Regions from separate parts of the Homo sapiens genome. Here regions 1 and 2 are each linked to region 3. A link is a contact called in ENCODE Hi-C data. All regions are on one chromosome and are shown on one strand. The core of a region is the stretch at or near the end of the contact, and the rest is flanking DNA. Distances in the headings are between cores, read along the strand shown.

Region 1 (3,519 bases), core at 421-2,920, 300 kb after region 3:
GTAATCCCAGCACTTTGGGAGACCAAGGCAGGCAGATTGCTTGAGCTCAGGAGTTCCAGACCAGCCTGGACAATGTGGAAAAAATCCCATCTCTAAAAATTAAAAATAAAAAAAATACACCGGGCATGGTGGTGCACACCTGTAATCCCAGCTACTTGGGAGGCTGAGGTGGGAGGACCACTTGACTATGGGAGGTGGAGGCTCCAGTGAGCCGTGATCATGCCACTGCACTCCAGCCTGGGCAACAGAGCGAGACCCTATTTCATAAATAAATAAATATCGCACCTCTCTTTTTTTGGTACTAAGGCAGAACTGTACATAGACTGATTTCTCCAACTTTGAGCAACCCCAGATGGCTCTACTTGAACAGAAAAGAAATTGAAAGTTTAATCGTGTATAATCCCTTGTAAACAACCTGGGGGAAAAATGGTTAGGTTCTCGCCGGTGATATTTTACTTCAATGAGGTCATGTAGCACAGTGAAAATAACGAATAACTCAGCATTAGGGAGAATTGGGATCTGATCCCATTTTTGCCATTGGTTACATGACACGCAAGTTTACTCGGCTGCTGCAGGCTTGTGTCCTCATGCATGAAATGGACTAAACAATCTCCACATTATTAATGCTTTACGACTCCGCTTTCCAAAAATGGAAATGCATTTGAAGACAATACCAGGCCCTTGAAAATGAAGACGGGAGGGTAAAAAACAAGCTGCAACAGAGAACAGTATCAAGCTTTTAAAGAAACAAGTTAACACCGAAGCCAGAGGCCTTTAATGTAGACATTAAACGGTGTCTACATACACCCTTTCAGCTTGAATGTCAGCACCGGCTGTACTGACAGAAGATTTACATGACCTTTTCCTGAAATAAGCCTTCCTCTCCTAGTAACTCAATACCACGGGTACATTTTTCCAGGTACACTAGAGTTGGGTACTGCTCTAGAGCTGCACTGTCCAATACAGTAGCCACAAGCCACATGGGGCTGTTGAGCACTTGAAAATGTGGCCAGTTGGAAGTAAGACGTACTGCAAGTGTAACATACATACAGGAATTTGAAGACGGTAAAAAAAAAAAGGATATAAAATATTCAGCATTGATATTGATTGAAATAATATTTTGGATGCACTGGATTAAATAGAATATACTATTAAAATTAACTCCACCTGCTTCTTTATGCATTTGCTAATACGACTACTAGAAACATTAAGCTTACATAGGTGGCTTGTATTATATTTCTATTGGACGGTGCCATTCTAGATATCCGAATCTACAAAGTGACTGAGATTCAAACTCTTCAATGAAGCACTTTTTAAATGCTCTACTTGAGAATTAATTCCACTCACTGCTCTGCTGCCGTCGCGGTCCTGACTTTCCAAGGCTGTGCCCAGAGCGCGGCACACGTGGCTCTCACACAGGCAGGCCTGCACGGCACGCAGCAGTGGAGGAGGTTACCCTGGGTCGCCGACGCCAGGGGAAGCCAAGCGACCGACCCCACACTTCTGAGCCCCGCCGGGGAAGTCCCCGGGCGCGGAAACAGGTGGTGCGCCGGCGGTTCGCAGCTGCTGTGCCCGCTGGCCTGGGCGCAGCCGGGGACAGCGACGCGTTTCCTGCCCGGGAAGGGCCCGAGCGCAGGGCCGGCTATAGCGGTCCCGCAGCTGCCTGCTTCGATTTTAGCACTGCTGCTCCCTAGAGGGAGCAACGCGGCCCTCTGTCCCTCGTAGGGCTTGAAATGTAAATTATTCATATCAGGGGAATGTGTGCTTCAAAAAGCAAGCTGGACAAGAACCGACGGGTAATCCTCGCCAAATTCTTCTATTTAACCCTCACCATTAAAAGTCTGAGGCCTGAAAAATCTCTTGACTGGAGAGATATTAACTCCACAGGTAAACGGGATCAGGATCTACGACATAAATGAATCAAATTCACTGATTTCTAAGATTATTTAGACAGTAGAAAATTATTAATCCTTTTTATTAGTTCAATACTTCATTCAGCATTTGCAGAGCAAAATCTGCTTGGATTTATTTAGTGAAAATTATCTTCTAAAACTACAAAGATTTAACCACAGTACATAAAATTTAGTTGCAGTAGGCAAATTATATTTTTAAGCTGAACCCTAAGAAATTGTCCAAAAATATGTACAATAGTTATGCACAGCACTTATGATTGCTGAATAAATGCATCATATAAAATTTAGTTCAGTTTTTAGCAAGAGTGAACGATTTCTTAGATGATTTTTCTCCTGGTCTCATAGTGCAGAGTATTCACAAATGGACCTTATATCTTCTCCAGACAACCGTCATCCCCAATTTATTCACCTAGGCAAATCTTAGTTCAAAAGAGTTTGTGAGAAAGGCTGACCTACAGGACTAAAACCGTGCTTACATTGTAGGAAAATAAAAGAAAATGTAATCGAATGGACAATAATTTTTAAAGCACATTATTCAAGGAGGAATAAGCCCTGTAACAGAATCCATAAAACACCATGCTCCATCAGTCTCTTTTTGCTAACAGAATGACCAAGTATTCTCTCCAATTAATTTTAATAGCAAACCACCATTTCCTAAAATGACTTAAATGGGTTCAATCAAGTAGGAGAATGAATCCAAGGGAAACCACTGACTAGGGGTATAAAATGTGCCTTACATCATATTGCATACATCAAACAATCAAAGAATTTAGGCTTCAAATTACAAGAAAAAAAAATACCTTTAAGTCTTACCCTCAAGGTAAGATAGGAAAGTGGGAAATGCTGTCTGCTCACTGGCATTCCATAAAATATTCACTGTAATTTCTGGATTTCCAAGACACATCTATCTAGCAGAGGTGGTTTGTCAAGTCTGAGCTTTTCCACCTGTCCACCCCTGTAGCAATGGGGCTGATGTTCACAACCTGCAGACCATCATCAGCATTCATGGCACCCCGACAGATAACCCCATTAAACTCTCTCCCTGACTCAGGTAAACACTTCACAATGTGAGAAGGTGAGAAAGACATTATTACTGAAATAAACCTGAAAGCTGCTCTAAGTCTATAGAGAAAGTGTAACACTCACAAATATAAATACCATTACACACTATTTGTAAGATCCCTCATAAATGACTATGTTATAGCTGAGACCTGCAACGGAACTCCCACCACCAAATGTTGTGGTAGTGTAAGGACCATTGTTATTTTCACTTGCAAATATTCCTGAGAGGTCGTATTTTAAGCTGCTAAAAACTAAAACAGGAATAAGGTGACAACCAGCAAAAGAAAAAAAATGAGCTAATGCACTCGAGAGAGTAAGGAAGGCTCACGGAAGAGGAGGGCTGTGGTGATCAGAGTCCACGGACGTCCAAAAATGTGACTTGGCTGGCCCTAACAGAGGGGAGCAGCTCTTCTAAAAACAAAATCACCCCCTGGAAATTATGTTGGTTGGTTCCTTGGGGCATCTACAGTTCTTTTTCAAGTTATTTACTTGCTCATTACCGCCAGTCCCAGCTTTCTTGGGAGACCTAAACATATTTGGGGAA
Region 2 (3,448 bases), core at 579-3,078, 340 kb before region 3:
GTGAGAGTTTATTAAAAAGTTTTAGAGCAGGAACAAAAGGAAGTACACTACACTTGGGTCAGGCAGGCAACTTGAGAGATCTAAGTGCCCTGCCTGACCCTTAACTTGGGGTTTTATGTATTTGGCATAGTTCTGGGATTTACGTCTCATCTCCCCTGATTCTTCCCTTGCAGCAGGCTGTCCGCGTATGTGGTGACCTGCCAGCACTTGGAAGGGGTCGCATGCACAGTGTGATTACTGAAGTTGCGCGCATGCTCACTTGAGGCATTTTTCCCCTTACCAGTCGTGCGTTCCCAGAGGAAGGTAGGTCATATACTGGTTAAATTCCGCCATTTTGCCTCTTGGTGCGCATGCTCCAGGCTGCTTGCCCAGCTCCTGAGATCTTATCGGGAAGCGGCTGATCACCAGATCAGGGTGTTTTGTATCTATTGAGAGACTGTCCTTGCTTGGAGCTGGCTGCAACCAATTATTATTTTACAGAGACAGTTTAACAACCACCTGACCATCACCTGATGGTAGCCTGACATTCCTGTGGGGGCCCTCACCTGTCCTGCTCATGTTTGCCTAGCTCCCTACTCTAACATTTCCACTCTGTGGACCCCAGGTTGAGATCTTCTGCAGGGAAGACTGTCCTCAAATAGCCTGCTGGGGAGACATCTCCTTCCCGTTTACCTTTCCATTTGCCCTTGCGGTGTTAGGCAAAGGCTGAAGCTGGCCTCTGTGGCAGAGGGTTTCTTCCCAACACGCCAATGACGCTGGTGGAGAGTCTTAAAAACAGCTGTGCTGGGGAGAGTTCTTGGTGTGTACCTTTCAGAGACCTCCTCCTTAAGACTCTCAAAGACTGAGTCAGGCCAGTGGGAGCCTGGCAGCAATTCTTAGGGGACAGTGACAGCTTTTTGAGGAGGACTAATTGGCTTCTAGGGCTGGAGGCCACTTGGGTCTGACAGACTGCCCTGCTGCCATCCCTCCAGGGCACCCCCCACTCCCTTGCCTCAGGGCCTTCCTGCACTTCTTCCTTTTGTCCTCAATGTTCTTCACCCCACCTTTTCCACTGGTACCCTCTGCCTATGGTCAAGGCTTTGGTGAGACCCACTTTCCTCTTAGACCTTCCTGGATCCCCCAAAGTCTGTGTTGGAAGCCCCTCCCATGTGCCCTTGTTTGAGCTTTTAATTTTCCACCATGACGCTTGTCACACTGCTTTGTAATTGGCTCTCTGTTAGTCTGCATCTCTACTGGGTTGTACCTTCCAGGAGGACAGCTGCCATGTGACTCTTGTAATCTTCCCACCGCCAACACCCAGCACAGCGTCAGGAACACAGAGCATGATGAGCACAAGCTTGTTGAGCAAACAGACAAATAACTGGATGCTTCTGTGCAGAGTTTCTCAACCTGGCCATTATTGGCATTTGGGACTTGATCATGCTTGGTCGTGGGAGACGGTTCTGTGCCTGTAGGATGTTTAGGAGCATGCTTGGTTTCTACCCACCAGATGCCGGGAGCACACCCACCCAGCTGTGACAACCAAAAATGTCTCCAGACACCATTCCAAAACCAGCGGGAGACAAAATCGCCCGACAGTCGTTGCTTTAGTGAGTGAATGTTGACCTAAGCGTCACTTCGCCTGTCTTGAGTCTAGGTCGGGGAGTGGGTTCAGTTAGCCAATCAGAGAACGCTGATGGGGCGACCAGTATATGCTCATGAAATGGGTGGCTGACCTCTTGGGGTCAGAAGAGGGAAAAGTTTTACTGTGTGTTGGCTAAGGACCATTTTAAGTCCTTCAGTGACCGATTACCACATGAGAACACAAGAGGGCGCTCTAACTAATGAGTTCCGCGGCCGAGAAAACTCCTGGAGTGGGTGCTCCTGGGATGCTTCAGGTTTAGACACCGGGGTTACGGCAGCTGCCGAGGAAGGCTAAAGCCAGCGTCCTGGATTCAGACAGACCTTTTAGCCATTAAATCCACTAAGAAAGATCCCTGCGCATGAAGTTTCCTCCTCGGAAATATAGGCAGAAGGGAAAGTAATTTTAAACTCATGTGTGCTCCACAGGCCGGGGGCGGTGGCTCATGCCTGCAATCCCAGCACTTTGCGAGGCCAAGGAGGGAGGATCACTTGAGCCCAGAAGTTCGAGACCAGCCTGGGCACCATGGTGAAACCTCATCTCTGCAAAAAAAAAATTAAAAATTAGCCAGCTATGGCGGCTCACGCCTCTGGTCCCAGCTACCCAGGAAGCTGAGATGGGAGGATCGCTTGAGCCCAGGGGTTCGAGGCTGCGGTGAGCCATTGTTGTGCCACTGCACTCCAGCCTGGGCAACAGAGCAAGCCCCTGTCTCAACAAAACAAAACAAAACAAAAAATTCAGTCGTGCTGCATAAGTAAGGCACCAGGAGTAGGAATAGGGTCTTTGCAGCTCCCGTGGCAATTGCCCTTCTCTGGTGGTGGCAAGGGACTAAGGAACTCCCTGGACACAGGGGATCTGGCTGTCCCCAGATCATCAACAGAGACATGAAGGTCGTTAGAGGTCGTCTGATCCTTTGACCTCAATCTGAGCCCACCACTCAGAAAACCTGGAAATTGTATGACATTTTCGTGATACAACTCGGTGTGTGTGTGTTGGGGAAAGGAACCAACAGCTTTCATCATATTGTCAAAAGAGTCTAGGCTGGGCATGGTGGCTCACGCCTGCAATCCCAACCCAAAGGCCTGTGGAGCACACATGAGGACAAGGCGGGCAGATCACCAAAGGTCAGGCATTCGAGATCAGCCTGGCCAACGTGGTGAAACCCCATCTCTACTAAAAATACAAAAATTAGCCAGGCGTGGTGACATGTGCCTGTAATCCCAGCTACTCGGGAGGCTGAGACAGGAGAACTGCTTGAACCCAGGAGGCGGAGGTTGCAGTGAGCAGAGGTTGCGCCGCTGCAGTCCAGCCCGGGCAACAAGAGCGAATCTCCGTCTCAAAACAACAAAACAAAAACATAGACCTGCTCGGTTCTCTCTGTGACTTCAGAGGCCCAAGGAGTCCTCAGCACTATAGATGCATGTGGCCCCTCAGAAGACAACATTTCACAGATCTGCAAAGAGCAAAGGTCAAATTTATTTAATACAACATCCACGAGGGTCCCTGCAGCTGTGTCACTGAGGCAAACAGGAAAAGTGATTTTGGCTAGGCGTGGTTCTCATCTGTGAAATTCCACAGCGCAATGACAGCAGCCTCTCTCCCACCCACTCAAGACACTGTCAGGAATGTCTTAAGACCTCAGGAGACCACTTCTTTAGCAAGCAATTTTGTTTTTTGTTTTTTTTGAGATGGATTCTCACTCTGTCACTCAGGCTGGAGTGCAGTGGCGCGATCTCCGCTCACTACAACCTCCGTTTCCTGGGTTCAAGCGATAATCTCACCTCAGCCTCTTGAGTAGCTGATACTACAGGCATGCGCCACCACGCC
Region 3 (3,820 bases), core at 625-3,124:
TTTCCATTAAGAATCACTCAGTTAATGATTCCCTGCAATTTTCCCTAGGGAAAGGAAAACTGCCATGAAAGTAATATATTATTTAAATTGCAGCCAACATACATTCAAGCTAAATTCTCAAATACCAAATTCACTGCAAGTTTTCATCCAGCAAGTTCAGCCAGTGGACTGGGATGTGACACACAGGCATTTAACTACAAAATTAGTCCAAATAAATCTCAAAGTCTAGTGTGGGCAAACATAATTACAGTTTATCCGTACACGTGCACGCACACACAAATCCTCTACGGAAAATTATCTTTCTCACCACTCACCCGAATACAAACGTGGACAATTTATCAGGGGTAAATGGTGAAGGTAGGATAACGCCGTGATTCCAATTCCTTTACAAACCAAATAAAAGTTCTCCTAAAACGGGGGTGGCATGTCCATGTAAGAATACCAAAAATGGCACTGTAAGCAAAACGTACCTGTAATGTTAAAGATTTCATGCACCTGGAATCATAAACACTTTGTAAGTGTAGTCTTCTATCTGGCAACCCCTCCGGACATTCTTTTCCATTTCGAAAAAGGAATGGGGAGGGTGGGGAGAGTAACAGAAAGTTTGCTCGAAAGTTTGTATGAGCACATACTTAGCAATGCACCCCCCCCAAAAAAGTGTGTTTTTAAAGCAGGTCTGGCGTTAGAAGTTAGACACAAGTTCTGCGGCCTAAAAGGAACAACCCCAAACATGCCACCCTACAATCAGACACTTCCAAAACACAGTGTACAATGAGCCCAAGCCGTCGGATCAGACAGGCACACCGGAAAAGTCAACCTGTCTCCTCACCTCAGAGACATGAGTTTAAGGTGTGTGGCCCGGGCAGCGGTGGCCGGCGGCGGGGAGTAAAGGTTTTTCATGCGGGCATAACTGGGTGTGTGCAAGGTAACAACCCGGGAACACACACGCACACCCTCCCGTTAAGCGCTCCATCTTTAAGGAGTGTTTACTGCGCGCAGTCAGCAACCGGATTCAATAATCCTCGCCACGGGAGCTCTTCATCCCCTTCACGATCTCACCTGGGCGGTAGCCCAGGGGCTGTTCCCCGAGCCCCGGGAGGCAGCGTCTGGCTCCTTGACCAAGACTTTCCGACCTGAAATCCGCCTGCGATGCGAACCGGTGTATTCTCCCCTCCACAAAACACCACCCCCCGCCCCGAGTCATCCTCGGCTTTTTAAACAATGTCCAAACCAGAGCAAGTGGTTTTCCAATTACTCTCCCTGAACTAGGCCTTCCCATTCCTCCGACCCCCAACTCATCATTGATCGCGACCCTGGCCCTTCCCAAGGCCACAGGCACCCCCCGCCAGCTCGCCCACCCCGCGGCTGCCCAGCCCGGCCCGCCGCCCCCCCTCACCTGTCAGGCGCAGCTTGACGGGCCCGTTCCTCCGGCCTCCGGGGTTAGACATGTCCCCGGCGGCGGGGGCGGCGGGGGCGGCGGGCGGCACGGGGGCGACGGCGAGGCGCGGCGGAGTCACCACAGCGGCCGGGGCTGGGGCCCGAGCAGCCGGCGCCTCGGCCGCCACGGCCGGAGGGTCCCGGATGTGCCGAGAGTCGTCGCCATGAGCCGCGGAGGGAGCGGGACGCCGAGCTCCCCCCTCCTCCCACTTCTCCTTCCTCGGCCCGGGCCGCACAACAAAGCGGCAGCCGCGGCCGCCCGCGCCGCCTCCGCCCGCGCCCCCGCCGCCTCCTCGCGGCCGCCGAGGCCTTTCCCTCCTCTCGTCTCGGCGAGGCCCAGTAGCCGACGGGGCTGGTCGGCTGAAGCGGGCGGTGCTCGGGGGCGCCGGAGCAGAACTCTGGGCTCGGCCGCTTCCTCCTCCACCCGCCCTCTTGTCTGAGGGACCCGGGACCTGGGGCCGCCGCCGCCACTCGTCGGCTCCGGGGGGCGGGGAGGAGACGGGAGGCGGGGCCGGCGGGGCGGGGCGGGGCCGGGGCGGGGCCGGCGGGCGCGCGCAGGGTGCCCTGGCGGGCACCGGCAGTCAGGGAGGGTGTGAGCTGCCGCCGAGGGTCCCACGCGGAACGCTGGGAGGGAGCAGGCAGGGAGCAAAGCGGCGGCGGGCGCGGCAGCTCTGTGGCACCTGGAGGGGTTTACTGTCCGGGCCACTTAAGGGAGAACTTTTGTCCAAGCAGGGCCAACTGCATTTTATTAGACGCCCACTGCGTGCAGGGCGCTCCGAGAGGCTGGGGCGAGGAAGGTTAGAACCGAGTCCGCTGCCTGCCGGGAACTTGGCGTCTTTCGGGCGAGGGAAGAGAAAGCATTCCCACGCCGATGGTTCCAGCAAAACCCCAGGAATGCTCTGCTCCTGGTCTTGTAGTTGACACCTCCATCCGGGACTCACCTGGTGGAGGAGATCAGGTTACCTGCCGACTCCCGCTCTTTTCAGGTGCAGCCAAGGATGGGGAGATGATACGTCTTAAAGGATTAACAAGATAAACCTTGGAGAGTAATGTATGAAGAGTTGTTCATACGCTACTGTATTTCGTTATCTCAGGAGGAGAAAGAGAAAAGTTTTTAAAAAATGTGTACCTTATCCTTTGACATTGTAACTGTACTGCTAGAAATTTATTTTTTATTTTTTTGTTTTTAGACAGGGTCTCCCTCTGTCGCCCAGGCTGGAGTGCAGTGGTGCGAACACGGCTCACTGCAGTCTCAACTTCCGGGGCTCAGGTGATCCTCCCACCTGAGCCTCTGGAGTAGCTGAGACCACAGTGTGCACCACTACGCCCCACTAATTTTTGTATTTTTAGTAGAGACATGTTTAGTAGAGACGTTTAGGTTTTCCCATGTTGCCCAGGCTGGTCACGAACTCCTGACCTCAAGCGATCAGCCCGCCTCGGCCTCCCAAAGTGCTGGGATTACAGACCTGAGCCACCGCACCGGCCCTATTCTTGACAAATAATCGTACAGAAGATGTTCTTTGCTATATTCCATTAATAACAAAAGGGGAATGAGGGAATAGCATAATAGTCCAGGAACCGCATGGTTTTTTATGCAGCCATGTAACTATTTTTATGAAGATCATATAATATGGAAGAATGTATATGTAATGCAAAGTTTAAAAACAGAATAGAAGTTGTATGCATATACATGCGAAAGTATCTAGCACAATGTAAACTACTAAGGACAATAGCGTGGGGGATTTTTTATGTGATTCGTTAGTTTTGCTTTAGGCTATTATAACATTAATGCAATTTTAAATGTTTTGGATTAATATATTTTAATCCTTATTCCATGCCAGTCATTTCTTTTAATACATCAGTGAACTCACTTCTCCAGATAGTTACCTGCGAGAACATTTCATCAGTTTGGATACAGCCCTACAATTAAAAGTAATCCAAAAAAGTATATGAAGTTCTAGACATCACACTAAAAATACCACAGATAGGCCGGGCACAGTGGCTCACGCCTGTAATTCCAACACTTTGGGAGGCCGAGGTGGGCGGATCATTTGAGGTCAGGAGTTTGAGACCAGCCTGGCCAACATGGTGAAACCCCGTCTGTACTAAAAAAAAATACAAAAAAATTAGCCGGGCCTGGTGGCGCATGCCTGTGGTCCCAGCAATTAGGGAGGCTGAGGCAAGAGAATCGCTTGAACACGGGAGGTTGCAGTGAGCCGAGATCACGCCACTGCACTTCAGCCTGGGTGACAGAGCGAGACTCCATATCAAAAATAAATACATAAATAAATAAAAATTAAAATACCAGAGATAGTGCCAGCAATTCATTCAACAAATATTAAGTGGCCATTTTGTGCAAAGCAATGAACAAGGTCCTTTAGAA

What was found. A loop is a pair of places that touch in the nucleus more often than their neighbours do. Pooled maps may share reads with other maps.
Region 1: a pooled map shows a loop between it and region 3 (3-fold over the local background). The contact joins the enhancer-like site here to the promoter of SMURF2 in region 3. A Hi-C loop is called at or near these places in 1 of 168 maps with a recorded cell type or tissue (dorsolateral prefrontal cortex) and 8 of 50 pooled maps.
Region 2: a loop to region 3 is called in a map of K562, with 2.1 times the contacts of the local background. The contact joins the enhancer-like site here to the promoter of SMURF2 in region 3. A Hi-C loop is called at or near these places in 1 of 168 maps with a recorded cell type or tissue (K562), 4 of 37 single-sample maps with no recorded cell type and 2 of 50 pooled maps.

The regions. Positions count from the first base shown.
Region 1 is chr17:64,964,466-64,967,984 of GRCh38, forward strand. It overlaps the pseudogene AMZ2P1. Among named protein-coding and RNA genes, the nearest start is that of LRRC37A3, 47 kb to the left of the region's middle. RefSeq lists an enhancer at 1,339-1,388 and a silencer at 1,608-1,771. Within about 2 kb of position 1,671, at least 8 of the 41 ENCODE cell types and tissues checked have a DNase peak (open chromatin) inside an H3K27ac peak, as active enhancers do; they include dorsolateral prefrontal cortex, where a contact is called at or near this core.
Region 2 is chr17:64,319,428-64,322,875 of GRCh38, forward strand. It overlaps PECAM1 (platelet and endothelial cell adhesion molecule 1), which reads right to left. Exons shown (of 16, transcript NM_000442.5): 16 at 1-3,448. Among named protein-coding and RNA genes, the nearest start is that of TEX2, 58 kb to the left of the region's middle. RefSeq lists a silencer at 1,610-1,821. Within about 2 kb of position 1,829, at least 10 of the 41 ENCODE cell types and tissues checked have a DNase peak (open chromatin) inside an H3K27ac peak, as active enhancers do.
Region 3 is chr17:64,660,433-64,664,252 of GRCh38, forward strand. SMURF2 (SMAD specific E3 ubiquitin protein ligase 2) reads right to left here and starts at 1,875. Exons shown (of 19, transcript NM_022739.4): 1 at 1,397-1,875. The coding sequence starts at 1,448. RefSeq lists silencers at 1,369-1,568, 1,619-2,018 and an enhancer at 2,169-2,727.